2 separate regions of the Homo sapiens genome follow, and region 2 is linked to region 1. Evidence: chromatin contacts called from ENCODE Hi-C or POLR2A ChIA-PET data. All regions are on one chromosome and are shown on one strand. Each heading gives the region's core, a stretch centred on a gene start or an enhancer-like site at or near the end of the contact. The rest is flanking DNA. Distances are from core to core; before and after follow the strand shown.

The links. Hi-C counts contacts between places; a loop is a spot of excess contacts on that map. ChIA-PET counts read pairs that join two places held with the same protein, here RNA polymerase II (POLR2A). Pooled maps may share reads with other maps.
Region 2: a loop to region 1 is called in a pooled map, with 2.9 times the contacts of the local background. The contact joins the enhancer-like site here to the promoter of TKT in region 1. A Hi-C loop is called at or near these places in 2 of 50 pooled maps. POLR2A ChIA-PET finds 5 or more read pairs at or near these places in 2 of 52 experiments (OCI-LY7 and activated T-cell).

The regions. Positions count from the first base shown.
Region 1 is chr3:53,252,871-53,257,393 of GRCh38, reverse strand. TKT (transketolase) reads left to right here and starts at 1,372. Exons shown (of 14, transcript NM_001064.4): 1 at 1,372-1,558. The coding sequence starts at 1,452. RefSeq lists a silencer at 1,086-1,775.
Region 2 is chr3:58,038,987-58,043,083 of GRCh38, reverse strand. The region is part of intron 1 of FLNB (filamin B); the gene reads right to left. Among named protein-coding and RNA genes, the nearest start is that of FLNB, 33 kb to the right of the region's middle. RefSeq lists enhancers at 125-638, 1,154-1,668, 3,031-3,610. Within about 2 kb of position 2,808, at least 9 of the 41 ENCODE cell types and tissues checked have a DNase peak (open chromatin) inside an H3K27ac peak, as active enhancers do.

The DNA.
Region 1 (4,523 bases), core at 123-2,622:
GGCAGTATGTACCTCACTGGCCAAGTGTGGTGGGCAGATTGAATGAAACAGTGTCTGTGATGAAAGTCCCCTCCCTAATCCCACTCTGGGGAGCTTCATACCTCTGGGAACCATGGGGTCTGATAACAGTAGTGGTGGGTGCCCCTGTCCCTACAGACCTGGAAGCAAACCCAATAATCTCCCTAAAAGTCAGTAGTGTTTCTAGGCCCTAATAATTTGTAAAGGATCTTCCCCTAGTAATTTCTCAGTTATCATCACCTGGCATTGTCATGGCTACCACTATCCTATTCTCATTTTCAATAATCCCCATCCCCTGTGCAGGGCTCTAAAGCCCTGAGTGGCTGGGCATGGTGGCTCATACCTATAATCCGGCACTTTGGGAGGCAGAGGAGGGCAGATGGCTTGAGCCTAGGAGTTCAAGACCTGCCTGGGTAAAGTGGCAAAACCCCATCTCTACAAAACATACAAAAATTAGCCGGGCGTGGTAGTGTGTACCTATGGTCCCAGCTACTTTTGAGGCTGAGGCAGAAGGATCACTTGAGCCCAGGAGGCTGAGGCTTCAGGCAGCTGTAATCACTCCACTGCATTCCAGCCTGGGTGACCATGGGTGACCCCGTCTCAAAGAAAAAACAAGTTTTTTAATTATTAGAAAAAAGAAATAGGGCCTGGTGCGGTGGCTCACCCCTGTAACCCCAGCACTTTGGGAGGCCGAGGCGGATCACCTGAGGTCGGGAGTTCAAGATCAGCCTGACCAACATGGAGAAACCCCGTCTCTACTAAAAATACAAAATTAGCTAGGTGTGGTGGCGCATGCTTGTAATCCCAGCTACTAGGGAGGCTGAGGCAGGAGAATTGCTTGAACTCAGGAGGCGGAGGTTGTGGTGAGCCAAGATCATGCCATTGCACTCCAGCCTGGGCAACAACAGCGAAACTCAGTCTCAAAATTAAGTCCTGCAGTCTCTTGGGCCTGGGGTTGGTCGGCTGGGGCCAAGCCTGGCACCCACCAGCCTTGTGACCTTGATTGCCCTTGCCAAGCCTCAGTTTGTCCATCTCTAAAATGGGATTCGCCGTGACAAGTCCACGGAGGACTGTGTGGAGGAGGGAGACTGAGAGGCTTTCGAGTCAGGAGCCCAGACTCGAATCCTGAGTTGTTCGTTATGTTATTATTATTGGTGTGTGTGGTTAACTGCTAACCTCGCAGTCCGCAGCGGCCCAGCGCCTAGGGGAGGGGAGCGGGCAGGAGGCGGCCCCAGGCGGGGCGGGGCTGAAGGCCTGGGGTGATCCGAGCCCCGCCTCCTCCCCCTGCCCCGCCTCTCCCATCCCCGCCCCGCCCCGCCCGGCGACTTAACGCGCCCCCGCCCCGCGCCCGGCCTCGGCAGCCGCCTGTCGCCGCGGGAGCAGCCGCTATCTCTGTGTGTCCGCGTGTGCGCCCGGTCCCCGCCTGCCGCACCATGGAGAGCTACCACAAGCCTGACCAGCAGAAGCTGCAGGCCTTGAAGGACACGGCCAACCGCCTACGTATCAGCTCCATCCAGGCCACCACTGCGGCGGGCTCTGGGTGAGTGCGCGGCGCCGGCCGGGGACGCGGCTCGGGCGGGGCGGGGGGCGTCTGCGGCGGCCAGAGTCGCCGCGGGCTCTGGGTCGCGCTGCGAGATGCCTAGACGAGGAAGGTGGCCCGGGCGCCGTCGGAGGGCGGAGACGCGCGCCTCGCAGGGCCCCGGGCTGCAGGCGGCTTCCGCTGCGCCGCACACTCGCCCTACGCCCGGGCTCGGCCGCGTGGGCCTCTGGTCCTCCGTGCGCCTCAGGCCGGCTCTTCCCCACGCGGATCGCCGGCCGCGCAGCTGCATGGTGGCGCGGGGGATGGGCTCGCGACTCGCCAAGTACCCTCTAGGGTGATGCCGGGAAGGCCACCATTACTGCTGTTCTACAGAACGCGGCCCTCTTAACCCTCTCCACCACCTGGCTGTGTGGGCGCCGCCGGGAGTGTTCCCCCTTCCAGATGGGGAAACGGAGGCTCCGAGTTAGTCAGCTACCCAAAGTTACACACAGGGAGATCTGATTTGAGCCCCAGCAGTCCGACTCTAGAGACCCTGTTTTTAATTCCTCTTGCAGGAGACTCGGGGGCCCGGCCTTCTCCCCACCTCAGACTACGCTCCCCTACCCCTGTCTCCTGCCACCCCTGGGTTGGGTCCGAGTTTGGAGCAGGGGGCTGCTGAGACGCCAGGCAGCGGCGGGGCTGATTGGGGGAAGAGGGGAGGAGGGCGGTGGCACGTGGGTGCAGAACCCTGGGATCCATTGTGAAAAGGAGGTCTAAGATTTGACCTGGGGCGGGAGGAGGCGGAGGGCAAGGAGACTGAGAAGGCTGAGCGCCGGAAGGACGGAGTTCCAGGGCCCTAGCGCCGGGAGTGACGTCCTGGGGCAGGGCCAGCCACCAGGTGCTGTATCTCCCAGGCAGGAGCTGGCGTGCCTAGGCCCCAAGATCCTTCCCTGGCCAGCCCTTTTGGCCCAGAAGGTGGACACCCAAGGAGCCTCCTCTGTAGCGGAGACAGGGATAATTAATGAGGGCCACCGTGCATGCAGCTGGAGGTGTCCAGTGGGGTGGGTGAGGGGGTCAGTCAGTGAATTACTTCAGAGCCTGCTTCCCGCTCTGTAAAGCGGGGACAGTAATGGCACTTAACCACGCTGGGTGGTTTCAAGGACTCCAGTGCTCTACTTGGAGGCTGCTTTGAGGCCACAGTGCCAGCAGTGCTCCGGGCTCATGACAGGGTTGTGAGGGCTGCGTGATGGATGATTTCTCGGGACCTTCCCAAACAAGCTCTGTTTCAGACAGACAAGATTCTGGCTTCTGGCCAATTTCATTCAGGATATATTATTAAGAAGTAAATCTGTTCACCTTTCTGGGTGGATACGCATTCACCCTTTGTGCCTCTAAGACACCCTGTTCTCAGAAGGGATTAGATGTCTTTCAAAGCCCTTCCCCCACCCACTGCCTTGCACACTTTGGACCTGTTAGCTCTCCTGGGTTTGTGTCAGTCTTACCACTTATGTGGGGTATCCCCTGCCTGGGCAGGGACCTGGCTTACTCTCAGCTCCCCTTTCACCAGCCTGGCACACGGTAGCTCTGCAGGCCTTGTATTGCTTATTTGGTACTGTTGGACCTGCTACCTTTGGCCGTTTCAGGGGGTCTGAGGTCTAGCTGGAGAGAGGCAGCAATTACCCAACTAAGTAGTATTGCACATCTGAGCATCTTTCAGGGCTAGATAAAACATGCAGATGTTTACAGGGTTCCTGAGCTGCCAAGTAGGTATCTGGTATGACACAGCATCATCGTTTGTTGCATCCTGAGAATAACCCTGTGAGATAGATTGTGTTGTATTCACATTTTATAGACGGGAACACTGAGGCTAGTGTGTTAAGTTACTTGCCCAGGCTGGGAATTGGTGGCCATTCCGTACTGTCTGGTTGGGGCTCATGCTGTCAGGAATGCTTCTTGGCAGGGCATGGTGGTTCATGCCTGTAATCACAGCACTTTGGGAGGCCAAGGTGGGAGGATTGCTTGAGCCCAGGAGTTCCAGACCAACCTGGGCAACACAGTGAGACCCCATAGCTTAAAAAAAAAATTTTTTTTTTGAGATGGAGTCTTGCTCTATCGCCCAGGCTAGAGTGCAGCAGCACAATCTTGGCTCACTGCAACCTCTGCCTCCCAGGTTCAACTGATTCTCCTGCCCTAGCCTCCTGAGTAGCTGGGACTACAGGCATCCGCCACCGCACCGGCTAATTTTTGTATTTTTAGTAGAGATGGGGTTTCACCATCTTGGCCAGGCTGGTCTCTTGACCTCAGGTGATCCACCCACCTCGGCCTCCCGAAGTGCTGGGATTACGAGTGTGAACCACTGCCCCCGGCCAAACATTTTTTTTAATTGGCTAGGTGTGGTGATGTGTACCTGTAGTCCCAGCTACATGGGAGGCTGAGGCAGAGGATCACTTGAGCCCAGGAAGTTGAGGCTGTAGTGAGCCTTGAACATGCCACACACTGCAGCATGGGTGACAGAGTGAGACTGTGTCTCAAAAGAAAGAAAGAGAGAGAGAGAGAAAGAAAGAAAGGCCAAGAAAAGAAAAATAGTTGGGCATGGTGTTACATGTATGCCAGCACTTTGGGAGGCCAAGGCAGAAGGTTCGCTTGAGGCCAGGAGTTCAAGACCAGCCTGGGTAACATTAGCAAGACCCTGTCTCCAAAAATAAATAATGTTTCGGCCAGGCGCAGTGACTCATCCCTTTAATCCCAGCACTTTGGGAGGTGTAGGCGAGTGGATCACCTGAAGGTCAGGAGATCGAGACCAGCTTGGCCAACATGGTGAAACCCTGTCCCTACTAAAAATACAAAAAATTAGCTGGACGTGGTGGCGGGCGCCTGTAATCCCAGCTACTCAGGAGGCTGAGGCAGGAGAATCACTTGAACCCGGGAGGCAGAAGTTGCGGTGAGCTGAGATTGCACCATTGCACTCTGGCCTGGGCAACAAAAT
Region 2 (4,097 bases), core at 1,559-4,058, 4.8 Mb before region 1:
TGTTCTCAAAACAACCCAATAATGCAGACAAAACTCTAGGAAATTTCCCAATTCCTCCTCAGTCTATCAGAAGAATTGATGAGAAGTTATAGGTGTCAAATGACTGTGCTCAACAGCACGACATGGCCCAATATTGGGCCTCCTGGGATTAATTCCCTCTCAGCACCCTGCTAACCATCACAAACAAACATTCCCAGTAGAAAATCACAAGTCGGGTAAAAATACAAGAACTGCTTTTGTAGCATGAGATGAAAGAAGGGATAAATCTATAATGACTAGCCCAGGCGCAACGAACGGCTCATGGCTGGAGGCAAAGGAGAGAGTATAACTTGACCCCAGGAGTTCGAGACCAGCCTGGGCAACATGGCAAAACCCCGCCTCTACAAGAAAAAACACAAATTAGCTGGGCCTTGTGATGCATGCCAAGTAGCCTCCCAGCTACTTGGGAGGCTGAGGTGGGAGAATCCCTTAAGCCTGGGAGGTTGAGACTGCAGTGAGCCATGATCGTGCTACTGCATTCTGGCCTGGGTGACAAAGTGAGACCCTGTTTTCAAAAAGTAGAAATAAATTTGCTGGGCATGGTGGCACATGCCTGTAGTCCCAGCTACTCAGGAAACTAAGGTGGCAGGATCACCTGAGCCCAGGAAGGTGGGGGCTGCAGTGAGCTGTGATCATGCCACTGCACCCTAGCCTGGGTGACAGAGTAAGACCCGGACTTTAAAAAAAAAAAAAAAAAAACCTACAGAGACTAAAGCTCCTAAAAGGTAAATAAATAACAACAAAAACCAGTAAGATCCTCTAATCAAACAGAGCTAATGCAAATCTAAAGTTTACCCGCATCAAAGAGGAGGCCAAGTCCACTTGTGTCCACTACAGCCACATTTCCAGGCCAATTAGAAAAACCAGGCCAGCATGAATCACCAATTGTTCAGGATTCTAGAGGACTTGTTCAACCTAGGTTGCAGAAAACCCATACACACCAAACACAGGTGGCTTCATGGAGAATGCAAAGCTGGGGAAGAATGGGGTCAACTGAGAAACTTTAGAAATGAAGTGGTTCACCAAACTGACCACAGAAAGAACTTCAAGAATGCTAAAATCTCTAAACTCTCTAATGAGTCTCAGAACTCTCTAAAAAGAAAGCAAAGAGGGCACTTGGGGCAAGACAGCTGGATGAGGAACCCTTCTGGTGCTGTTTGACAGTTAAATTCTGTGGCTGGGACCACCCAGCTGGCTACAGTCAAGACAAGCTGCTCGGGAAGCTTCCCTCCTAAGGGAAGCCCACAAAGAAAAGCCAAGCAGGGTTCCAGGAAGGATTTGTAAGGTAGGCTTGAGGCAATTTCAAAAACATGACCCAGGTGACCCAAGCACATAACTGCTTTACCCTGGGTCAAGGCTACTGGCTCAAGGCATGGATTCAAGGCAAGAGTGCTTGTCTTCCCGGCCCAGTGACTGCAGTGGTGGTGGGTAAGTTACTATTCTTTGGAAAATTAAGTTAGGAAGGAAAAGGTTGGCTTACAGCTCATGGGCTAGTCCCACTGGTGGTGGTGGTGGTGGTTGGTGGGGAGGGTCGTTCAGCAAAAGCAAGGAGTCCTCTGAGTCCAGCCACAACCTCCTCACCACTGAAGGCCTGCTGACATCCAAAAGCCCAGAGGCCCTGACAACATTTCCTGTGGCTCACAGACTAACCCAGCACACCAGGGCCGCTCAGCGGGAAGAGACAATGCACACACTGGCTGGTTCAGCGCTGGAAATCCCTGCCCACCTGGCTGCTTCTCTCATAAATGGGAATAATCTGGCTTTTCTTCTGAAAATAAATACTGCAAGCTCATTGTAATATCATAAAGTGATACTGAAAGCAAAAAGAATCAAGTTAAATCCTTGTGTCCACAGGGATACCACACAGAAATCTGGTTTGTGGAGTTCCCCAGATCTGCTGCTGCTCCAGGCTCAGCCACTTGCTTGCCAGCTAGGTGACCGTAAATGTAGCCTCAGTTTCCTCAGCTGCAAAACGGGATTAACACCGTTCCTCAGACCTCATGTAAGTGACATGAGGCATAAAAAGCCACCTAGCACACAGTAAGCACTCACTCACTATGGTTAGCACTCAAATAATAGTCTAATTAAGTTTCTATAATGATCAAACTTTAAGAAACATGTATCCATTCTATGATCCAAAAAAAATACAATAAAGATTTACAGAAAAAGAGAAAAGAAAAACCCAGATGCAGCTCAACTCCCACACATGAATGGGATGGAGCGGGGAGTATATTTTAAAGAAACCATGTTGGCTGGGGACGGTGGCTCACGCCTGTAATCCCAGCACTTTGGGAGGCTGAGGTGGGTGGATCACCTGAGGTCAGGAGTTCGAGACCAGCCTGGCCAACGTGGTGAAACCCCGTCTCTACTAAAAATACAAAACTTAGCCAGGCATGGCAGGATGCGCCTATAGTCCCAGCTACTCAGGAGGCTTAGGCAGGAGAATCGCTTGAACCAGTGAGACGGAGGTTGCAGTGAGCCGAGATCAGGCCACTGCACTCCAGACTGTGTGACAAGAGCAGGATTCCATCTCAACAACAATAAAAAAAAGAAACCATGTCCTCAGACCTACCCTTTACACCCTGTCAGGTACCCACTCCCATGAGGACTTGCAGGCATGGACCAGAAGCTGCCCCCACCTTAATGAGAGGGCCAATGGCTCCATAAGAGTAAGATGCAAACAGCTATCATGTTGCTGGCCAGAGGCCAGCTCCATGAGGGTAGAAGGTAACTGTTTACTCACACTCCCCTGCAGTTTCAGTTACTGTCCTGTTTGCTTTGGCTCGCTGGGTCAGGGTGTATTGCTTATTATTCAACAAACACTAATCCCGCAAGAGAACCTGAGAGGCCAGCGCTGGGGGATTTGCCGTCACAGCACCCCAAAGATCTGGCTTGCTTCTTTTTTTGAGATGGCTCTTGTTGCCCAGGCTAGAGTACAACGGCACAGTCTCAGCTCACTGCAACCTCTGCCTCCCAGGTTCAAGAAATTCTCCTGCCTCAGCCTCCCAAGTAGCTGCAATTAGAGGCACCTGCAATCAGACCCAGCTAATTTTTGTATTTTTAGTACAGACAGAGTTTCACCATGTTGGCCAGGGTGGTCTTCAACTCTTGACCTCAGGTGATCTGCCCACCTCAGCTTCCCAAAGTGCTGGGATTACAGGCATGAGCCACCACACCCTGCCCTGGCTTAGTTTTGCGCATCTCTTCACAACGTGAGATGTTCCTCTTTGCTGGGAGCATACACTAGTGCTACCCTCCCCACCACCCATGAATAAATCATGGTGATATTCTGGGCAACAATGAAAAGAGGCAATAAAGTGAATGGTGTCCTTCCAAAAGCAAATCAGGGCACTTCTGCATTCTCTGGGAGGAAAAGAACCCTCAATAAGTTTCCACTTTCAGAGCACAAAAAAGCTAGTTCTGTTCCTTCTAGTCATTGTAGTTCTTGTTTGCTACTCAGCAACTTGAATTACAGTAGAGTCAAGTCTAGTAGGAAATGCACTAGCTGGGAAAACAAGGCAAGGGGGGTGGTGACCTAGATCCCCCCAGTCAGACTAGCCCCTGGTCAGCTGTGAACCTCTGGGCATCAGTTTTCCCATCACGAAATGAAATGTCTGCATCACTAGGCTTTCCCTTAGATACAAGTTGTAGTGAACAGAGAACCAAGACACCGTTTTCCATTAAAAATTTGCTCAAGACTGGAATCACTTTTCTACACCTTTTTTTTTTTTTTTACCTATCAAATTCTAATCCAACGAGAAGTAATTAACAAACCAAACCCACAAAGTCTGATTTTCCATTCAACAGTTCTGATGATACTTATGCAATTCTTCTTTTTTTTTTTTTTTCCTGTAGAGACAGGGTCTCGCTATGTTATCCAGGCTGGTGTTGAACTCCTGGCACAATGGTTCATTCCTTGAGCCCACGTGGTCAAGGCTGCAGTGAGCTATGATCATGCCACTGCATTCCAGCCGGGGTGACAGAGCGAGATCTTGTCTTTTTTTTAAAAAAAAAAAAAAAAAGGAACTAACTTCAAGCAACCCTCCCACCTTAGCCTC